2 separate regions of the Mus musculus genome follow, and region 2 is linked to region 1. Evidence: chromatin loops called from intact Hi-C (ENCODE). Cell type or tissue: left cerebral cortex. All regions are shown on one strand. Links, peaks and the distances in the headings refer to the core of each region. The heading gives the core; the rest is flanking DNA.

Region 1 (11,914 bases), core at 1,765-9,764:
AGACCACAGTAAACTACAATCTGAGTCACAATTCTAGCTCCTAATAACCCAAGATCCTTTAGAGAACTGGTCTGCTTCAAGAAAAACACTATGTGGTAACCAAGGTAACAGGAGCTCCACCTCCCCTCACCTGCTGTGAGGCTGCACAGGTGTCAGCACGATGAGACCAAGTGACTTTCCCTTCAAGTGCTACAGGAAAACTGCCACCCTTGTCCATTGCTATCTTGTAAGTCCTGGGTTCTAACGATTGATTGCACAGCTGTGCAGAGGTGGCGCAAGCTTTTAATGTCAACATTTGGAAGGCAGAAGCAGCAGGATCTCTGTGAGACCAGGCTCGTCTACAGAGCAAGTTCTAGGACAACCTGAGGTGGGGTGGATCTGGCTGAAGCTCCTAAATCTATCTCAATGGCACAGTCTCTTCTCTGGGAACTGCTTGCTGGGTTCTTGGAGTCTTGTCTCCTCCCTGTCCCTCCTCCCTCCCCTTGCCCCTCCCCATCTTTCCCTCCGTCTTTTTCTTTTTTTTCTGCCTGTGACATCAACCTTACATATACCTTTTGGCACAGCATATGTTTGCCTCCCTGTCTTCTTCCAATAACTATAGCTTAAAATAATTCTTATTGCAGTGACATATTTCAGGGTAGCATCCTCTAAATCTCCTCAAACATAGGCCCCTTGCTTCTGTCTTCATAGCAGAAAGTAACTGTCCCACTGTACCCTGTGCATCACCCATGCCTGAATTCTGAATATTCTTGGGTTCTCTGAAGATTCCCAGACAACTCTGGTATCTGAAGGGCATGGCCAGTCAAGCAGGTTAGCCAGCAACGGCAAAGTTGAGTGTTGAGTTGAAGTTCTCTGGAGATTGTGCCTCACAAAATTATTAGAATATTTCATTTCAGCAGGGGAGGCAAGCAGATTTGATGGAGGATCTTCATCACTCTCAGACAGAGATACTATGTTGCTTCTCAGGACTGGATAATGAATGCATAAACCTGTATGAGACTTCAGCAAGACTTCTGAATCATGTCTTCTTCATTATCTCTCAGTAGAGCCAATAGAAAGCATAGAACCCACAATAATGATGAAATTTTAAAATGGAGAGTTTAGGAAAATTTAGATTATATAATATATTATATTATTGAAAAAATGGATTATATTTTGAGTAAAATCAATAAAATAATTGCTAATAATTTACTTTAGGTTAAAAATATTCATTTAGATTTCTTAATTATTTCTAAACAACATGTAAGCCCATGTTTTGTTAAGGATTTCTTAAAGTTATTTCTAGGCAGTGATTCTTGAAATTTCTCCACTCTTCTCAGACATGTCCTGTCATTCCTTTGGCCTCATTTCCACAAGGATTGGTCCAGTGGACCAGGAGAAAAAAACTGCAGTTGCTTTAATCCAGGAGTTTCCCCTGTTCCTGTGAAATCAAGATATTGCCGAGGCTGGGTACAGAACAGATCCATGTTTTTAAAGCTCCACAGTGCTGTGCTTTGTGTTAGTGTCACTGCTGGCCTGCCCAGCCAGTGGTGTCTCACTTGCCTGGCAGAGATGAAGAGCTCTTCCCTGGTCAGCCAAGGCCAGACCTATAATATATCATCTGTCTTGGAAGTGGAACAACTGATCCCAGATGAAAGACAGTATATTCTAGCAGTCTGGTGGCTACCACGTGAGGTGTTTTCATAGGACCTCTTCTTCCAAAGCAGGAAGCACAGCTGCCGCATCCCTTATCCATACTGGAGGCCTTTTCCTTCTACCTCGTGCCTTTACATCTTGGAGGCTTTTTCAGACCTTGGAACCTGTAGTTATAATTATTGAAAAGATTCTTTTTAATGTAATTATTAATTCAGTTTGTATTTTTCTCTGGGTTTTGCATCTTTAAAAATATACAGTGTTAAAAATAGGTACAATGATTAAAGTTTGGCTGCTGAGGTGATCCCATGACTTAGTTTAAGAATTGAAAAAATGTTATATTAATTATACTCATTACTTCGTAGAGAATTAAAGTGCATAATTAATACTCACTGTCAACTTTAGAGGGTGTTATGGTTTGTATATGCTTGCTCCAGGGCGTGGCACTATTAGGAGGATTGACCTTGATGGAGGAGGATAGGCCTTGTTGGATTAGATGTGTCACTGTGGGCTATGAGCATGGGTTTTCATGCCCCAGTCCTAGCAGCCTGAAAGCCAGCAGCCTTCAGATAAAGTTGTAGAACTCTCAGCTCTTCCTGTACCATGCTTGCCTGTATGCTGCCATGCCTTGATAATAATGGACTGAACCTATGAACCTGTAATCCTGCCCCACTTGTCACCCCTCTGGGCACACTGTTAGGGATTATCTAGGTCAATTAACCCATGGGCATGTCTGTATGTGATAATTCACATACACACACACGTGTGCACACACATATTTAATATATCTATTTTGGTTTATTAGAGAGCATGGAATAGTAAAGAAAACTAACATTTATAAAATAATATGATTGTTTCCATTAGAGACTGATTGGTTTTTATATAATTTAGATAAATAGAGTCAATCCCAAAATCTTTAAAGTATTTCTCAAAATAGTAAGAGAGTAAAAATTTTTCTAAGGAATATAGAATTTGGATATGCCACTGGACTTCCCAGAATTGTTAATTTGTTCTATTTTAATGTATTTTTTAATATTAATAGCTCCATAGTGAACCAGCTGGCTAAACACAGTTAATATTCTTTTCTTTCTAAGTAAGAAGAATTTCTATTGTCTCTGGCTCCAGAAATATGGATACAAATTAGAGGCGCCTTGAGAACAGACTGTTTAGGCAAGATTAAAAGTAGGCCTCTTCAATCTGAAAGTCATATTTTATAAATCTATATTGTCCCAAATAATGACAAAATCCTTTGATTAACATAGTGGTATCTTTGACTATTTTAAAAAATATAAATGGTTGGAGTAAAATAGGAAATCTGGTAAACAAATGGTCATAAGGAAATCTTGATTGTTGATGTGGTATGATATTAACATCCTCATCAATATCATCATTATTCTTATTATTTAAGAAACTATACCAAGGGAAATTCAAAATGCTTCAGGTAATTAAAAAAATCAATGCAAAAGAATTAAGTACTATGCTATGTTGCCTACATAATATTGGGCAGCAGCCAGTTAAACAGTGAAACTCTGAGCTGTTCCAAAAATGGAGAACCTAATGGTATTACAGACTAAGTGTCAGGTATCCTCACTTCTGTTCAATGAGGGAAATCTGCTTTCAATTCAAACCCTGGTAAGAAAATTACCTTTCCAGATAAGGTAAACTAAGTGACCCATCATGACAGCAGGGAAGGTGGTGGACAAAATCACATGGAAGACAGTAAGAGAAGGAAGACAGGGTTACTAGCTAAGAGAGACCGTAGCTGTTGCATCACGCTATACTGAGAACAATTCCCCGTTAACAAGGATCCACACCGCAGGGACAGTTTACTGGACATCTTGGGAGTGGAGCAATGCTTCTTTAATAATGCTCATTGTTACAAGGTAATGAGAGAAATTCAAAGCTTAGGCCAGGGGCATGAAAGCTAAAGCTTCAGGAGCCAATAGGAGTGAGGGTGTGGTAGAATTCGGAGAACAGGAAAGAAAAGAACAATGTTCTGGATATGTCTAGCAAGGTCCTTTCACGTGACAGCGAGAGCCAAATGTAAATCCTACAAACCTGCAGATATATTGCATATCTGACAGCTGAGTATCATTCCATTTCTTCACTGTAAGTTCACTTATTCCTAAAGGATACTATTATTACCTTCTTAATACTAAATCATGATATGTAATTATGATATTTGAATTGGATGCTTATATCTCTGATATACTATAATTAAAAAGAATTAAAACAATACAAAGAATCAATAAAACCAAGAGCTGTTTCTTTAAGAAAATCAACAAGATCAATAAACCCTTAGCCAAACTAACTAAAAGATGTAGAGACAGTATCCAAATAAACAAAATCAGAAATGAAAAGGGAGACATAAGAACAGACAATGGGGAAATTAAAAATATTAACAAAAACCCAAAATTCTTATTTCAAAAACTAATACTTCACAAAATTGCAAAACCTTACTGAAATGGATGATTTTCTAGACAAATACTATTTACCAAAGTTAAATCAAGAAAAAGTAAACTATTTAAACAGCCTTATAACCCCTAAAGAAATCATTAAAGTCTCCCAACCAAAAAAAGCTTAGAGATGGACACTTTTAGCTCAGAGTTCTACCAGACTTATACTCCTCAAATTATTCCACAAAATAGAAACAGACAGAACACTACCTAATTCATTCTATGAGGCTACAATCATCCTGATACCTAAACCACACAAAATCTCAAGGAAAAAAGATAATTTCAGATAATTTCACTTATGAACATCAATGCAAAACTACTTAATAAAATTCTCAAAAACTGAATTCAAGAACCTATCAAAAATATCATTCACCATGATCAAGGAGGCTTCATCCCAGGATGCAGGGATGGTTCAAGATATGAAAATCTATCAATGTAATCGACTATATAAGCAAACCGAAACAAAAATATTACAATAGGGCCGCCGTGTCTGGCATCAGTGGGAAAAGATGTGTCTAATGCTATAGAGACTTGAAGTGCCAGGGTGGGGGGGATGCACAGTGGGGGCCCACCCTCTCAGAAGAGAAGGGAAGGGGGGTAGGAGGGAGGAACTCTTTGAGGTGGCAGACGGAGGCAGTGTTTAGGTTGGAAAGGAAGAAAGAAAGAAAGAAAGAAAGAAAGAAAGAAAGAAAGGAAGGAAGGAAGGAAGGAAGGAAGGAAGGAAGGAAAAGGAAGAAAGAACAAAAGAGAGAAAGAAAGAAAGAAAGAAAGAAAGAAAGGAAGAAAGGAAGGAAGGAAGAAAGAAAGAAAGAAAGAAAGAAAAAAGAAAATTCAATTTTATAGGGGGAAAAGATGAAAAATATTGTCAATTGTGCCAAAAACTGTAGTTAAATTTGGTACTAAGAAGTTTTAAAATTCACAAAGACTGCCATCATTATATGTACATTTCCTTCATACAAATTTTTCCAGTTTTTAAAAAGCCTAATCTTTCACATCTTCATACATGGCAATTTCAGATCACCAACAACAGAGCTGTCCCTAGTTTCTGGTCTGCTCCACTGGGAAAGAGGAATAAACCAACATATCATTCTTTATTTTCAAACTGAACAACAGAAGACATGATGTCTTTAAAACTCTTGGAAGTGTTTAACATGTAGACATTAAGTTAGGTGGGTACTTGACTAGATTTACTCAGCTTACCAAAAAATAGTTACACTTTAAAATGATCTACATAATGCATTGGAGTCAGACAGCACACAGTGTACCAGATAATCACACTTCATTCAGCGAGTCTCTGAGAATCCAGATAGCCTGGGAACATTGCTGACAAAATGGAAAAGTACACAGATACTGAATTCCAGTTTTGGTTCTAAATACCGCTGTGTCAAGCCCATAAACTCAAACAAGAGCCACATAGATTGCCCTTAAAGACTAAATACTTTCATTTCCTTGATCAATCCCTCATGCTTATTTAATGCAAGTAGGTTTGGAAACAATCCTGTACTTTTGTGAGTTGACTTGGCTCACTGAAAAAAACAGAGATTCCTTTTAATAGAAAGGCCCTTTTAGCAGCTGGAAAACCTTAAGGAGAGCTTAGTTAGAGAGTTAGTTGTGAACTCCTTGAGTACACTGTGGATGACACATTGGGGATGGATCAGAACTGCAGGTTCATGGGGAGAACGGAAGGCATATGTAAGAAACTCTCACCATTTACTGTGCTCTTCATGACTGCAAAATAAAGTTGTAAGAACAAGAATAAAGAAGAAAGTTACCATTGGGTCCCCACCTTCAATTCTAATAAAAGTAAACTGAAGACAACAATAATTTCAAGCCTAGAGTCAGATGTTGTGAGTGTGACTGTGTTCCAAGGTTGTGGTTGTCACAGGCATTAAGACTTAGCAGGCTCTTGCTAAGACTAGAAGTCAATCATGGGATTAATTGCAATGCAAGTTCTGAACATCACACGATGACACCCTTCTGGGTGACTCAGGGTAAGCTGGACATGTAGAGGATCATACTTGAGCAAAGATGAAAACTTGTTTAAACTAAGTCTAGAAATACTTTTTACCAGACTCTGGGTTGACCCTTCGTCGGAAACATTATTTTTTAATTCAGTAATAAGAACAATGAGTATAATGTGTACACATCTTCCATGTTCAAGGTACAACCATCTTTCTTACATTTTTGTCTCCTGTGACAACAGTCTCACAGAATAGATGGAATTATTAGTTCCATTTTTTTTTTCAGGCTAAGAGCCTAGTCCTGGGGGAGATTAATTAATTTGTCCATGAAAGAATTAGGGATTGAATCTATGCAATGTAAGCCTTTTATACTTTAAAATATCTTTTCATTAGTGTTTCTTGACAGTCAAAAACCAGAAAGCAGTTCTGAATTTTAAAAAAGTGTATCTTTATACCAGTGAATTTAATTTGTTTAAGAATGGCTATTCACTTTTAAAATTCCCCTGAATTACTTTTCAATTTACATTTCTGATAAAGAGTGAGCTTCTTAAGGAACTTTTATTTTTCAAACACTTTTCCTTAGGTAGTTCTTTGCACATTCTGGGCACTCAAATGTGTGTGAGCCAAGCCAAATGAATCTATGAGCAAGCTGCCTGTTGGGGCTACCACAGCAGCATGGTAGCGGCACCTCCCAGATAAGCTTCCTAAAGACAGCCACACCGTGCCAGAGTTGGATGGTGAAATTTGCCAGCCAGTCCAATTTTGGGGTACAGTGTCATAACAACTTTAAAAGTGTGATTAGAAAATTCGTTGAGACTGAACATCTTAGAAGCACTTGTTCCTGTCTTTCCCACACAGAAAAGTCCTGGAGCAGCAATTCACAGATAAAGAATTCTCCTCTCTCCCTCTCCCTCTCCCTCTCCCTCTCCCTCTCCCTCTCCCTCTCCCTCTCCCTCTCCCTCTCCCTCTCCCTCTCCCTCTCCCTCTCCCTCTCCCTCTCCCTCTCCCTCTCCCTCTCCTCTTTCTCTCCCTCTCCCTCTCCTCTTTCTCTTTCTCTCCAAATTCATCAAACCAGTGAGATTTAGGTTAGAAAACTGTATTATTTAGGTAATTCTTATCTAAAGAACAGTTGGAAGGAAAAGACATAATTATCCAATGAGATCCTTGGTGAGCTGTGTTCTTTTCATTGATATCCTTTTTCTGTTCATTTATATATTTATTATTAAAAACTAAATTGGACCAGAAGGTACAGCTCAGTGGAAAAATACTTGTCTAGACATAGAGACCTTGGATTTGACCTTCAGAAGTATCAAAATTTTAAAGTGGTATAATTCATAGCATACCATACAGTATTAATTCCTGTACATGTTGAGTAATGTTCACACCAAGGAAAGCATTACTGCTTATTCTTTTTAAAAATCATTTTATTCACTTATACTCCAAATGTTGTGCCCTTTCCCAGTCCACCCTCTAAGAGTTTTTTCACACCCCCTCCATTTGCCTTTGAAAGGGTACTCACCCACTTATCCCCCTCACCTACTTACCTACCCACCTCACCATTCCCCTTCCTTGGAGCATCAAGTCTCTATAGGATTAGGCACATCCTCTCCACTGAGGTCAGAGAAGACAGTACTCTGCTACATATATGCCTGGGGGTGGGGGCAACAGACCTGCCCATATGTGTTCTTTGGTTGGTAGCTTACTTAGTCTTTGGGAGCTCCCAGGGATCAGGACTAGTTGATACTGTTGGTTTTCCTATGGGGTTGCCAAACCCTTCAGCTCCTTCAATCCTTCCACAACTCTTCCATAGGGCCCCCAGACCTATGGAATGGAGGGCTGTATCTGCATCTGTCTCAGTCAGCTGCTGTTAGAGCCTTTCAGAGGACAGCCACGCTAGGCTCCTGTCTGCAACCATAATCTGGCATCAGCAATAGTGTCAGGTTTGGTCCCTGTCCATGGGATGGGTCCCAATTTGGGCTGGTCATTAGATGGTGTTTCCTTCAATTTCTGCTCCATTTTTATCCCTGAATTTCTTTTAGACAGGAACAATTCTGGGTCAAAAAATTTGAGGGCAGCTTAGTGACTCCATCCCTCTACTGGGAGGACTGTCTATCTACTGAAGGCGGTCTCTTCAAGTTCTATCTCCTCACTGTTGGGCAGCTCAGCTAAGGTTATCTCCATTGAAACCTGAGACCCTCTCACATCCCAGGCCTCTGGGACTTTCTAGAGGTTTCCCTCGCTCCTACCCTGCCCCACAGCTATTTCCACACATTCTCCTGGCCCTCTGGTCTTCTCTCCTGTCTACTTGATCCTGTCCCCTTTCCCCTTCCCCTCCCCTCTCCCAAACATGTCCCTCTCTCCATCTGCTTTTCATCATTATTTTGTTTCCCCTTCTTGTTAAATTTGGGCCTTCCTTCTTGTTAAATTTCTTAGAGTCTGTGTGTTGTATCATGGGTATTGTATACTTTTTGGTTAATATTCACTTATCAGTGAGTCCATTCCATGTATGTCCTTTTGGGTCTGCATTACCTTAGATAGGAGGATATTTTTTAGTTCTGTTCATTTGCCTGCAACATTCATGATGTACTGATTTTTAATAGCTGTATAGTATTTCATTGTGTAGGTGAACCACATTTGCTGTATCCATTCTTCAATTGAGGGACTTCTGAGTTGTTTCCAGATTCTGGACATTACAAATAAGTCAGCTATGAATATGATGGAGTACATGTCCTTGTGGTATCATGTGTTTAAACTCTAACATTTGTTTGTTAGAAAGTTTTGAACATTATTCTTTCACATCCTAGCTAATATTTGATCTTTCTCTTATCTTCATATCAATGGTACAAAGTGCCCTTGCAGCATACCTAAAGTTATTGCTTTCTTGAAAAGCTTATACCCTCAACATGTGATTGTGATGGGACCTTCCAATCAGTCATCTTACCATCTGGTTCAACATGACTAGGTAGCCAATGTTGATTCAAACTTCTAGATCCTGACACCAGGCAATTTATTTTACTCATATTTAAGTGAAACATGATTTGGGAAAAAAAGATTTCTGATAATAATTAAATCAATCCTGTGTGAACAACAAAGCTTAAGATGAATTTACATGAAACTCCTTAGAAAGTATGTATTACCTCTTCCATAAAGATGGGTTTTATTGACTTTAAAACAATGGTCAAGATAAGAGTCTAGGAAGCATAACTGAGGTAAACATAAAAATCTGTGGGAGTCAGGAGTGGCCTAGCCATACAGATAACAGAGTTCACCCAGTTATTGTAAAGTACATGTGACATCTCCAATAAGAATGGATTCTATCGAATGAGAATGTTCAAGATAAAGGTCTAGGGAAGAAGAGTCTGAGATAAACAAACACATGAGTCTCAGGGGATTCAATTGTAGCTGGACCTACAGATAGCACAGGTCACCAGACTCTTAGTGCAGAGACAAGCTTGGGTGTGTAGCTTTCCTGGGTTCCCTAGTGCTTAACCTGATCATGGGTTCCCCTTGCCCTCTATAGTGCTAGACCAGGATAGGTTGCATACCCTACATTCTTAGTCATTGCACATAGCGAAAATTTCCCATAATTGATTAAAAAGTAAAGACGATAAGAAGCCAATCACTGGGTAAGGAGGAGGTGGGCCTTCCGGGTCCAAGAGAGAAAGAGGAAAGGCAGGAGGGGGTCACGTCCTTTTGGACAAAGGGGAGTAAAGCAGACGAGATGAAGGTTGGGGACTGATAGTTCTGGAGGCAGAATTCACCAGGATCTGCCACCAGAAGATTTCTAATATAGAATAGTTGATGAGTTTAGGATGATAAATTCCGTGCCCAGTGGTTGTGTTATCTGAGCTCAAGGGAAAGGTAACTTCAGTAGAGGGTGGGTTTGAAAGAGTGCATTCCATCTAGCCTCGGAAATTTGGGATTGCCGAGTGGGTCTGGCAGAAGCCAGCCATGAGGGTTATGTGACTGGGAATGTGAGTGGTTCCATGGCAAGCAGATTGTGAGAAGTTGGGCAGATGCCACATGGGGTTAGCCATGGGAGCAGGGAGACCACCGGACTGGAGAGCAGCCAGCGATAGCATGGATTGTTTTTTTTTTAACAATTACATACTACAATTGTAATTAACCTAGATAGGTAAATTATGATTCAAAACAACCAGAGATCTTTCATGAAAATTTTTTTTAACTAGAATCAGAAGTGAATAATTATTTGTCTTGCTAGATCATGTAACTACTCATAAACCCAAGCTATTAGTACACTGGGGCCTGGCAGTAGTTGTGTCGTTGAGATTCACTGTAGGCTTAAGATGATAAAGGCAGCCTGGAATAATAGGTATTTTATGTGGGACAGGCACACACACACACACACACACACACACACACACACACACACACACACACACAAACACACATCCCACACATATATACCACACAAGACCAAGAGAAACAGAAACAGATACAGATACCAACTGCTTCCAAAGGTTTGCTTTCAGTAGCCAGTAGATAGCCAGCTTTTAGAGCTGACTCAAGGTAGAGCTTTTTCATTGAACCTGAATAATCCTGACTAATAGTCCAAACTGTAGATTTTAAATAAACAGCCTGTATTAGCCTGTCTTCCAGGGTTATTACAATTCCCCTTGACGTGTGTCCTGAAGGGAAAAGGGACTTGCTGAAGCTGTCTTGACAAATGCGTAATAATTACAGCATTCAACAAATTTAGTATGCTTCTTTGGGGCCAGGATATATTTGGGTGAGAAATGTTTTAACTGAGCGCTTTCAGCCTGGGATTTAAAGGTGTAGTGCCCTAAGGAGAGCTCAAAATTTGAATCTTGGAGAAGCACATAATTTTGCAGAGAAGAGAGGGTCAGTATGATAGACACAGACAATTGTAAAAGCATGCGTGTGTATGGGGAAAAAAAAAAACCTCTGAAAAATTTGTTTCAGAAATTTCGATCACAATGTACATGTGTGGAGTTGGGTAATAATGACACATTAGGCAGAGTCCTGACTTCTGAAAGCCTTAAATGTTGTGCTAAGTAGTTAGAAATTTATTCTGTATGCTATGAGAAGCAATCTGCAGCTCTTAGCCATGAGTCAGTCAGATTTATGCATATTTGTACATACATGTACATCATGAACACCCAGAGCAAGTTTGATTGCCCATACATAAGATGGAGCAATTCGGAAGACCTTCAAGGTCAGTCTCCACTTACCTTCCTGCACATTTTATGCAGATTAGATCATCAGCTCATTTTATGCAGATCAGGTCAACCATTTTTCCTCTTTATATTTAGAAGCATTCTATGTAGCATAATATTTGTATATGTAAATGAGACAACTGTATTATTTACATTAACATGCCATGGGTAGTGTATTTAAAAACTATTGGTTCCTAACCTATCGTGTATAATTTTGAAACCTTGCTAATGATATACATTTTCTATGGTATTGCTCAGTCACGTGTGGATCTATTTTCAGTTCTTTGAGACATCCCCATACTGATGTCCCCAGGGTTTCACTAGCTCACATTCCTATCTGCTGTGTGTGAGGGCTCTCTACATCCATATCCTGAGCTACAAACGGGTAGACACTGACTTTCTCACTTGGCAACATAGGATCCCAGTGTGTTCTACACTGAAAATTCTTTGAAAACCCCTGAGGCTGAATAATTTTTCTTATGTTTATTAACTACTTGTATTTTATCTTTTGAGAATTGTTCATTGGATCATGTATTGATTAGGTTGTTTGATTGCATGTTGTTTAGATTTTTTTAGTTCTTTATATATTTTGGTTACTAATTTTCAGTCAGATTGCATAGTTTTTTCCCCATTTTGTAGACTTTTTAATTTTTTTTTTTACTTTATT
Region 2 (11,914 bases), core at 2,644-10,643, 130 kb before region 1:
TCATCTATCATATGGAATGTGCCACAGTAATTGCTCTCAGTACCTAGACAGCATTTTTCTTAAAATATACACTAGTCCTTTGCTCAGGCTATAGCTCAGAGGTAGAGAACATACCCAGTATACACAAAGCCCGAGGTTCGATCCCCAGCAAGAACATTAAAAAGTACATTCAACATCTTAAGTATTTACCTCTCTCCTTCTCTTCAGAATGGCCATGTAACAAAATCCTGTAACAAGATCTTATCAGTCAAATGGGTAGAGAATTCCCACAGGGGAGTTTACCCTGTGGCACAGTCACTAAGCTCCCAAATCCAGCCAGCTCCCTGGATGGAAAACTCACTATATTCATCTGTTCATGCCTTCAGCCTGGTTCAAAAGCAGTTTTGTTTAAGCAATGTGCTTACATTTCTGTACATTGCTACTTTATATGTGTGTTCAGTGTTCAGACAAATTGACAATGATTCAGTAATAGAAAGCAAGAGAGACAGGAATGAAGAGCCCTATGGAATTAGGAAAACCAAATATTGATTGAAGTATTCTGATAGTAATCCCCAGAGAGGCATGAGGTTAGGGTGGTGCTCACTGAGTTAGCTGGGTGAATGAAGGACCAGCCTGGAGACTTCAAATGATGATCAGCATGTGTGACAAAGAGCACAAATTCTTGCATTTCCATTGAGAGGGGATGGTAACACTCTCCCTAAAGCTTCCATACAACTTGTTTTGAGTGTGTGTGTATGTGTGTGTGTGTGTGTGTGTGTGTGTGTGTGTGTGTGTGTGTGTATTAAGAAGCAAAATTATAGATATTGGTAAAGAGAGTGACTTATTTTCAGAGAAAGGAAAGTAAAACTAAACCTTTGCTTCCTCCACACAGCTGCTTTGACTCTTTTTCCATCTATGGGAACCGTTCATGCAGAAATGCTTGAGATGGGCGGAGGAATACATTATATGTTGTATAAGCTTTCTCTCTTTGCAGTTAAGCTCATAAAGCTGTATGAAAAGTTGTTTTCCAGCCATGAAATAGTAAGAAAGAACAAAATGACTCCAAGGAAAATTAATGAAGCAAAGGAGATGACACAGAACTATAGAGTTATGCTCACGTTTTTCTGGTATCTGTATGCTATACAGAAGCAGTTCTTGGTATGTGAACTGACAGTGGATAGTTTTAAGGAGCCAGTGCATGTCTTGTTTAGGGAAAATTCAGAAAATGGTATTGTTTTTCGAGACACTAACTTTACTATGACTTAAAGCACTGTGCCAATGTCTATATATATCTTATCCCCTTGATTTTTATGACTGTCCTATGAGTCAATTATTGGTTTAATTCCCATTACTATAATGAGGAAAGTGACAGAAAAAAATTTCTTAGGTTACCCCTGGGATCACCCTATCATATCGATTTTATGATTGTTTCTCCCTAAGACATGCTCCTGCAAGCCGACCATGATTTCAAAAGTAACTAAAGTCGTTGGTGAATTTCTGTAAATTACTTCAGGGTTTGCTTACATTCTGCAACTATGAATTTCTAAAAGTAGAAAAGTATGTGAGCTCATTATATTTGGAAGCCAATTAAAATATTAATGAAAGTCATGATACGAACAATGATGTTCAAAGGTTTCTAAAGTCCCCTTTTTGTTTTGCAAGCATGAGGACATGAACTCAGTTCCAAAACCACATAAAAGCCAAGCCTGGGAGCACAGGCCTGTCATCTGGTGAAGCAAAGACAGGAAGAAAGACCCGAGGCTTGTCCACTAGCTAATCTAGTTGAATCAATGAATGCCAGATTCATTCAGAGACACTGTTGCAAATGGTAAGGAGGAGAACAGTTGAGGAAAATACTTCCTGTTGATGTTTGGCCTCCCGATGTACTAGCACACAAGCACACATGCATGTGAACCTCTGCATGCATGCACTTATGTACACATGAACATGTGCACATATATAGTTCTAATTTCAGACAAATCAAGACTCTATTAAAACACAGCATGGTTATTTTAAGTCAGATATCAAAACTGGCAACTTTGTAACCGAAAACTGCCTTACATTATGAAATAAATATGCCTAGCAGAATTTCTATTTTAAGGAAAACAATGTCTCTAGGTAAAATATAGCCTCTTCACTGCCCAAGACTCTTTGTGTGTCTATATTGATCCTATGACATTGCAAGCTTCTGAGTTTTTTTTTTTCAGTTTTATGAGCCCATTCATACATTTAATATATTCTTGCATTCATCAGTGTTTTGTTGCAATGAGCAACATGTAAAAGAAATTATTTAAAGGAGGAAAGGTTTAACTTACGGTTTTAAAGGTTTCAGAGGTCTAAAGCCAGCTGGCTTCATAGTTTTGGGACTGAGTCAAAGCAGAATTAATGACTGAAGGAGATAGTGACAGTGGATGCTTATCTCACAGAGACAGTAAAATGGTTACTGTTGGATTGCTAACTTGACAGAATAGAGAACTAGTTAGAAGATAGCTACTGGACATATATTGATGGGTGGTCTTGATGGGTTATCTTGACTGAGTTAATTGAGGTAGGAAGGCCTGCCCACTATGGGTGGCAACATTCCCTGGGTGGGTGCTAAACTATATAAGTGAAAGTGGAAGCTGAGCAGCAGCATGCATCCATTGGTCTCTCTTCCTGTGCATCTATAATAATGTGATCACTGGCTTCAAGCTCATGCCACTTTTACTTCTTCACCGTGATAAACTATAAACTTGACCTGTGAGCCAGGATAAACTCTCCCTTAAGTTGATCTTGCAAAAAGTATTTTGTCATAGGAACTGGAAGTTTGGAGGAGGGGCTAATATATAACCCATTCCCCTCCCAATTTCACATCCCCAGTAAAGACCAAATACAAAACACATAAATTTGAGGGATATTTTATATTCAAAGCATAGCAGTGCTATTGAATTACTTACAAGTGTTTTGAATGTCTGTGTTTGGGTAAATTGAGGTAAGCTTGTGATTATACAGATAGATTCAAACTGTATCAAATAAAGTTCTCAAAGCTTATTCTCCACAACTAAGATTAAACTATGGAACAACCAATCCTATGTATTTTTTTCAAATAGTTTCTCACTGTGAAAAGAAGTAGGAAATTAAAGATTTCTATTAAGCAGGATGGGAAATTGGAGATTTGTGATATTTCAAGCACAAGCAATTTGTTGTTGTTTTTATAAGAAGTTCAGAATGTGGTGCTAAGCCCCTCTGTCTCCCTCTCTCTCCTGCAATTGGAGGGGATGTAGGCATGTACAGACATCTGGACATTAGAAGAGCCTCCCCGCTCTGTTTTAGTTTACCTCATCTCTGTCTCCTACTACAGACTGCGTATAGTGAAGAGTAGATCATACTCCTTGAGTGTGAGGCAAAGATTGAAAAACATACGTCTATATCTTGCCAAGAATCAGTATCACTACATTAAAATGTAATGAGGACTGTATATCAGAAAATTCAGTGTTCAGCTAAAGTATGGATATGGGAAAAGCTGAAAATATATGTGATGCTACTGACTTCTGCTAAGAAAGAGTGTATGTTTAAATGAATGAGCTATATAATATTTGAATTTAATCCTAAGGACATAAAATATTTAATAAATCATAACTTCTTAAAGAGGAAGGGTAAATTTGTTTCTTCATTGATGTCATATAAAATTTTTACTTCAAGCTCCCCTTTCAAAATGTATACTTCCAATAATTCTAGTTAGAAGAGACCAAGACTTCAACATCACATTTACCTCTCTTTTAACTCATTTTAAGAATTTGTAATCTCAACTATCATTTTTATATGAGTTAATTAGGCATGCAATGCAGGAGGAAAAACAGAAGAAGGATTTAGAGTTACTGTGGGATACCACAGATCCCCCAAATGGATGAAATGGGAATTTATCCATCAACTGAACCAAGCATTATAGCCAGACCCTGGACTATAAAGATGCAACTCCAGCTACTGAAATAGATGGAAGTACCTCTTAAAGACCTCTACTGGTCCATAATTGTAAAATGCTCAGAGGCATTTTGGTTGTTTATGCAATTAAAAATAAATGCTCTGCTTCCTTCTCTGGGACATATCTTTTCATAAGCTACAGATTCTACCATAAATCTATGCTTTCTGAAGTGTCCAGAGGCTGTTCAAACTTGAACATTTTCAATCTCAACATAAAACTTAAGGGTCATGACTGGCCTTTAAAGTATCTACCTTGAAGAACCTGTGATTACACATCTGATAAATGCCAGGAGATCACTAATCAGGTAAATTCATAGAGGCAGAACCATTTATGGTACATTAAAATAATGGATGTTCACTGAACACACACCCATTGTGTATTTAGTTATGACATATTTCACATGTTGGCTGCCACTCTATGGGCCTCCACTTCTAGATTTCACTAAATAAATCCCTTCTTGTTTTCTAGAGCTCACCATGGAAAGTATGTGTCCAGTGTCGAGTCATGGGATTAAGTGCTTGCCTGAGTCCTTCCTTCCCACCCCAGAATACTTTTCAGTTCTCTGTTGCCTAGTAGAACATTTCTTCTCCCTATCACCTAGCCTTCCTATTTTGCTTTCTGTTGATGTGATCAGCACCATGACCAATTGCAAGTTGGGGAGAAAAGGGTTTATTTCAAATTACAGTTCCCAATCACAGTCATCATTGTTGGAAGCTGAGGCAGGAACTCAAGCAGAAACTGAAGCAAAGATAGTGGAGGAATGTTGAATACTGGTTTGCTCCCTGACACAAGTTAAGCTGCCTTTTATACAGCCCAAGCCCTTGTGCCTAGAGATGATGGCATCCACAGTGGGCTGGGCCCTCCTACATCAATTATGGAGCACCCCCCACACATACACACAGACCAGACTGATAGAGGCAGTTCCTTAGTTGAGGCTCCTTCTTCCTATGTGTGTCAAGTTGGCAACCGGAACCAACCATCCTGCTAGCCGTCTTCCTTGCCTCCTAAGTTACTTCATTTCTTCCTTTCCCAGAGCCCACAGGCATGTTTGGTAACACCTCTCAGTTGTCTCAGACAGTAAAAGAGACATATTACAATCTAATCTGTAATTTCTAAACCATTCATCCAACAAACTCAGTTTTTTTCTTGACCATGTCTAGTCTTTCAAAAATCTCTGCAAGTCATAGGACATAGTTCTTATTGCAAACATGAACCCATAACTGCAAGTCTGAATTGCATAAGGTTATCTGTACATAAAAATGATACATTGTAGTGCACAATAGGTTTCAAGGGTGATAGCTTGAACAAAAGTCCTTGAAAGAAAGGAAATTCCATGAGAAACTTCCAGAACTGTGATCACTGTAATTGAATCTCCTCTCAGAGTAATTTCAAATTTATTTTTATCAGTAGCCTCTCCTACCTGAAATAGGCAAGATATTGAGAACACTGATTATTTTAATCATAGAGAAAGCCCTGATTTTTATTAATTTTTTAAAAAATCACATTTATTTTGCTCTGTAATTCTGTGCTTGTACCTTCAACATTTTCACAGTGATTTTTGTTGTTGTTGTTGTTGTTGTTGTTGTTGTTGTTGTTATTGTTGCTTGTTCCTCAATAAGGAAAGCACATACGGTCCTGTCACAGACTCATTTAGCACACGTGGAACCATATTTTTTAAAAGTTTTTTTTTCAGTTGTAATAATTTATTATAACAACAATAGGGAATTAATACAAACTTATTATGATTAAACAGGCAATTGGCTATTTTTTTTTCTTTGCTATAGAAAAATATTTATTTATTTTTTATTTTTTTTATTTTTAAGTACATCAGTGCTGTTCTTTCTTTTAAATTTTTTATTAGATATTTTCTTCATTTACATTTCAAATGCTATACCAAAAGTCCCCTATACCCTCCCCCCACCCTGCTCCCCTACCCACCCACTTCCACTCTTTGGCCCTGGTGTTCCCCTGTACTGGGGCATATAAAGTTTGCTAGACCAAGGGGCCTCTCTTTCCAATGATGGCCGGCTAGGCCATCTTCTGATACATATGCAGCTAGAGTCAAGAGCTCGTGGGGGGGAGGGGTACTGGTTATTTCATATTGTTGTTCCACCTATAGGGTTGCAGACCCCTTCAGCTCTTGGGTGCTTTCTCTAGCTCCTCCACTGGGGGCGCTGTGGAACCATATTTTTAGGTGATCTCATAAGGACTTACATCTCATAGCATGACCCCCACCCCAGTGTCTGCCTGGCACATATCACATGTGGATTTTGGTACTTCCCTTGGCTTCTTGACATAAAGGTGAGCGGTCCTATTACCTGAGGATTGAGACAGCCGAGTTTTGTTACAGGGTATGTGGTAGGAAAGCTCAGGCCAGTTGAGTCAAACACTGGACCATTCTGAGTGCCTCTAAGCATCAGTATCTTTTTTAAAAATCTACTTACAAACTCATGCCTGTAATTTTAGCACTCAGGAGACTAAGACAGGAGGATTGCTGTGGATTCAAGACTAGCCTGGATTACATAGTGCCAAGCTAATCCAGGTCTAGGCCCCACAGTTGAGACCTTGGCTCAATTTACAATATGTATATTACATGTATATGTATACATGTATATAGATATATGTCAGTTCTTGTTTTTAAAAAAAAAATCTTAAAATAATCTTAGACTTCATTGGCAGAGGCCATTTGGAACTAGCCATACTTTGTAAGATGTGTTGTTTCAGGCAAAACATTAGAAGAAAGGTGATCATGAGTGACCTATAGTTTGTATTGCAGCTTTGTAGAGTGCAGACCAATTCCTTAATGGTTCTCATGTGAAATTAAAGTAAAGTTAAAATGAGAATTTGATAAGTAGTCTTTTAATATTATCTGTTCATATTCTTTTTAAATTTTTTGGTGACTTTTTTGAGACAGGGTTTCTCTGTATAGTCCTGGCTGTCCTGGAACTCACTTTGTAGACCAGGCTGGCCTTGAAGTCAGAAATCTGCCTGCCTCTGCCTCCCAAGTGCTGGGATTAAAGGTGTGTGCCACCACTACCCGGCCTTTTTTTTAAAAAAATTTATGTTTCTTTTACTTGTTTGTCATCTTTGAGAATCTAGGACTCCTAAGTATGTTTTATTTAATAAACCAAAACTCTGTATTATTAATTAATTAATTAATTAATTAATAACTACATGCTTGTGATTTTATAAAAGTGTTTTCTTAATTAAGCAGACATTCTAGAGCATCTGGCTATAGGTTATGGGGTAAAGTATTTTATTTTAGAAGGTGTGAATAAGTCTATGCCCCTTGAATCATGTACCACTACATTTATTTAGATTAGGTATTTGATTTGTACCAACAAAAAATTCAACCAAAAATTCAATTAAAAATACAATATGCAACCAGCTTTACTCCTCATATTGAAAAAAAAACTCAAAAGCAACAACAACAACAACAACAAAACAACTAATGTATTTTGAATCTCAGCGACCTTTTACTATGCAGCAGCTGCAGCAGTGGCCGCAAGAGATGCTGAGTTTATGTAAATTATGCTTTCTATCCTTGAGGAATCAACTTTGTGAGACAATATTTAATCAGCTACAGAGGGTTTATTAAAGAGAGAAAGGAACATCTTTAACAGCATCCCTTCCATTATCGAGTCAGTTAAGCACTATATACACTGCCTTCAGTAGTGGATAAGAATATTAAAAATTAAAGATGAACCTTACATTTTACCCATAGAACCAAGGCTTTTTCTAGGACTGACTTTTAGCAAGGAGCCCCGTCTCACACAATTGGGAGATCACTGCAAGATATGTAATTGTTGCTTCTGTGAATGGTCTTCACAAGGTATTTGGGGTCTATTAAACCTCGACAACGTGAGACAGTATGCTGAGATAATAGACGAGACGATGGGCAAGCACTGAAGCACAAGAAGAGGTAATGGGAGCTTTTCTAGCTCTGCCATTGCGCCAAGGGTTATATTATGTAATTCCCACTAAACGTTGATTTTGTCTGTTTGGGGGTTTTGTTTGTCTAAGTTTGCTCATATTGCAAATAGCCTGAATTGATCAGTTGGTTTTCATTCTCTTTGCCCTACACCTCTGCTCTCCCTCCCCACCTCTCCCCCTCCCCCACCTCTACCTCTCCCCCACTTCTGTACCTTCTTCTACCTCTCTCCTTAAACTTGTCATTACACATTTCTTTCTGCCCTCTGTCCATTCATATGAATATGAAACAATATAAATATTCTTAATGTCCTCCTGCCAAATCTAAATAGCTAAATCTCTAATCCGAGGATAAATGTTGATGATGCTCACTCTGCTGAACTGTGTGCCTGAAGGCCTTTTGTCTCCAATGTTGAACTTACAGGTGTCTAGATATAGTGTAGTGTATCCCCAGAGTTCCCTGAATGCACAGTTTCTGCTGGAGCATTTGTTTAATTTTTCATCCATTCCATGTCATCTTTTATTTTGTTTTAATTGTTACTCGTAACATCAGGCTCTCATGTAGCTCAGGCTGGACTTACATTCTGCTGCCTTTGATTCCCAGGAGCTGTGCCTTACTTACTACATGTTTTAAACAAGCTTTTCTTTGGATAGATTGATTTCTTGCAAGGTATTGAGATAAAAATGACCTTTAGGATAACTTGTTTTATTACATAAGCAATAAAATAAAGAGCATCTAAACTAATGTAATTATAAACATATAAAGATAACCTGTTTCTTAAAATAGAATAGGAATTTGTAAAAATAGAAATAGCCACAAAACTAGAAACATCACAGTTTGAAAAAATACCATGTTTCTATTTTTGGAAATGAGCTATAAGTGTATATAAGAGTTATTGGCCAAAATTGAGATAAGAAAGTATATTTGTATGATATTAAACTATCCTTTCACAAGATAACCTTTCCATAGATTGGAAGATACTAAGGATCATGAGCTAAATATGGTGTTGGATCCTGGACAGAATCCAGAACCAGGAAAAAAAAGACATTAATATAAAAATCATAAAATTAGAACAAAGTGGTTAGATTAATTAGCTGTATCATTCCAATGTGAAGGTTCCTGGTTATGATAATTTTGCATTAGTTATAAGACTTTAATGTTTGGAGAAACAGAGAAGGCCACATGGAAACTCTGTATATCTTTCAACTACTTTGTAAGCTAGTTATTCGTAACCAGATTCAAATAAAAAGAAAGGCATGGCAAGTTTTTATAGTCTTATGATGCTTTATAAAAGAAGGTTAAGGGTTAGAGTCAAGGGCCAAGGGTGCAGCCCAATAGTACAGTCCTTACTGCTTAACATCCACATGATGCGATGAGTTCAGTCCCCAGAATCCAAAAGAAACAATGTCAAAGATGAGGAAAGTTGTGGGAGAAATTATCGGCCACTTTTATGGCTCAGACCTGACACTGGATATAGATGGCAACTCTTTCAGTGATTTGTAAAAGGCCAGCCATTGATGGTCAGCTCTTAGATCCCATTTTTATCACTTTACAAACATGTACAATTTAACTGTTTCATTCTCATAACTACTAAGTAGGTGGAGTTTACTGTAAGCATAGAAGATTTTCAAGTTAACACAGGGAGTCAGCATTCAAGTCCAGATTTCCTCATTCTTAATACAGTTTCCTCATTCATACTCTCAAATTATTCATATTCCAAAATGCCATTACTCCTCCCCTTTGTTTGACAAACATTCGTTTAGAATGTACAAATGTCAAAACACTGCACCAAGCATGATAAATATCACAAGGATGTGACTTACTGAGGGTCACCTTTAATAAGGTAAATTTTCAAGGAAAAATAAATTTTTAAAAAGTAGGCCAGGTAGAAAGGACTATGAATATTATTTGAAGCAACTATGGTAACTCTGCCTCCAGAGGTAGCAAATGTGCAACAGTTACAGACCTGACCTTGAAGTTTCTAATCCCCACTGCCTTCTTCTTGGAATTCTCTGTAAATATTTAGTGCCCTTCCCTCAAGAAAGGGACAGTTACAGACTACAGTTGGGAAATAATCTTTATTTTCTTCAAACTTACTTTACAATGGAAGTTGTCTAAGGATTAGCAAAATTCTTGCTTCACTGAAAGTCTTCAATTAGCCTTGCTGCCCACACATCTCTGTAGTCCAACTGGGTAAACTCATCCCCCTGTGTGGTGCCATCAATTGGGTCTGGCCAAGATTGTAATGACTCTGGTAAGACAAGGAAAGCTGCCAGCTGGATCATGTCAGGAGAAAATGTGCCAGTCTGATTTTGGAACGCTAACCGTCATTCTGTTCTGGCACCAGCACGGGAAAGGTGTAACTTCCAAACATTCTAAGCATGCTGTCTTGGTTTTAAAGGAAGAGCCTATGACAGGGGTTTCCACAACTTTATATGAGTTTCACCTTAAAGGAGAGGGAGAGACAGCAGTACATTTGCAAGTCTTGTTTATCTCTAAAGATCCTCTAATTGGCACACCCTCCAGGTGGAAACGGTTCCAAAGATCATGTCATCATATGATACAAACGGTCTGAATGGCTTTTCCTTTGTGGTTTTCACATGGAGATCTGCCTTGAATGAGGATGAGTTCAACATTATGGACACTTGAAGCTATGATATTTAGGATCTGTACTCTGTTCCAGTTTGGCATATTTCAGTTTAGTTATGTTCGAGGAGGACGTTAAGTACAGATAATTATGCCTCACATGAGGGGTGGTTTTGCATCTGCTTTGTGATATTATTGCTTTGTGGTATATACATATATAGCATATACAGCTGTATTTGAACAAGATTTAATACCGCATAACAACTGTTCCTCGGGCACAGTTAAAACCTGTGAGTCCTTTGATTGTACCCTCTACAACATAACCTGGGTGACAGGAAACTGAGTTTCATATGCTTTACCCTAGTGTGACATTTACCCACCAAATTTTACTTCCAGGTTTTGAATAAATAGATATGATGTATTTAGGATCACTGACTTTGTTCTAAGTTTCTTTGTTCTACGTTTCATTGCCACATTAGAAGCTGGATGTAAAAAGCTTAGAAACTTGAAGCATCCAGTGGTTGCAATTTCAGTTGTCTAAACAATTCCTTGTCTTCTGTTTTATGCCTTGATAGTCATTGTTAATTCAACTGGGTTCCCAATTATGTCGCGTAATATTTGTGCCAACAAATGTATTATAAAAACTTTCAACCTTATCAGGTTTACAAATTTGATGTTTGTGAGACAGGGAGGGCTTGCAGACAGCAGCATTATTGCCTGAATTCGGTGCATTTTTATTTAGTGTGCTAACACTCCGTCATAGTTACTCATTCTGCAGTAACCTCTAATACTTGCATGCTCTATCAATGTGCTAATTTTCCAAGACATTAAAGTGATTTCTGTTGCATAAATGATAGCTTTCATTGCTTATAAAATGCAATGACATACTCAATAATGTCTTCTTCAAACTTATATTGCATTGATTACATCTGGCAGCCCCATATGGTGAAACTAAGATACGACCTTTCCAATTAAATTATGGTTGAAAACCCACTTCTGGGGTAGAGCTCAGCAGTCTACTAAGTTTCTCAGTGACATTCAGAACACGAAATGATGTTAAGGGACTAAATTTTGCAATACAAGTGGGAACACAGAAGAAGGTTTTCAATCTGTATTAATTTATTTTGCAAAAAACCATTACTTAGACAATATGTTTTCCAATCTTATTCTAACCAAAGATGAGTAACACTGCCTTGGCAAGAATCCGTGCTTTACATATCCCATATGGTTAAGCAGAAATACGAAGTTTCATACTTATGTGTGAAGAAAATGTTGAAGGGGAAAATGTTCTTAAGGCAGATTTTGCAGCACCTCCTCAAGACTTGGCCTTGGGGGATCTATTGGGAAACCATGGTCCCTTGCATGCATCCACCCAAATGTCTCTGCACACATAAACTTCGCTTTTGTTCCAGTTTTCCCAGCACAGCGTCTGTATTTCTATGTAGAGCTAATGTGTC

What was found. Peaks named below come from ENCODE experiments on the same cell type or tissue, not always from the same donor. Only the 100,000 strongest peaks of a DNase experiment are listed, where the experiment ranks them.
Region 2: a loop joins it to region 1, with 2.1 times the contacts of the local background. A loop is called at or near these places in 3 of 42 quality-filtered maps.

Annotation. Positions count from the first base shown.
Region 1 is chr3:75,699,981-75,711,894 of GRCm38, forward strand. No RefSeq gene overlaps it. Among named protein-coding and RNA genes, the nearest start is that of Gm25846, 8.9 kb to the right of the region's middle. In left cerebral cortex, for the core only: no CTCF peak of the experiment used is centred there; DNase peaks (open chromatin) are centred at 5,487 and 6,769.
Region 2 is chr3:75,573,385-75,585,298 of GRCm38, forward strand. All of the region lies in intron 1 of Serpini1 (serine (or cysteine) peptidase inhibitor, clade I, member 1), which reads left to right. Among named protein-coding and RNA genes, the nearest start is that of Serpini1, 22 kb to the left of the region's middle. In left cerebral cortex, for the core only: a CTCF peak has its summit at 6,120; DNase peaks (open chromatin) are centred at 6,141 and 10,169.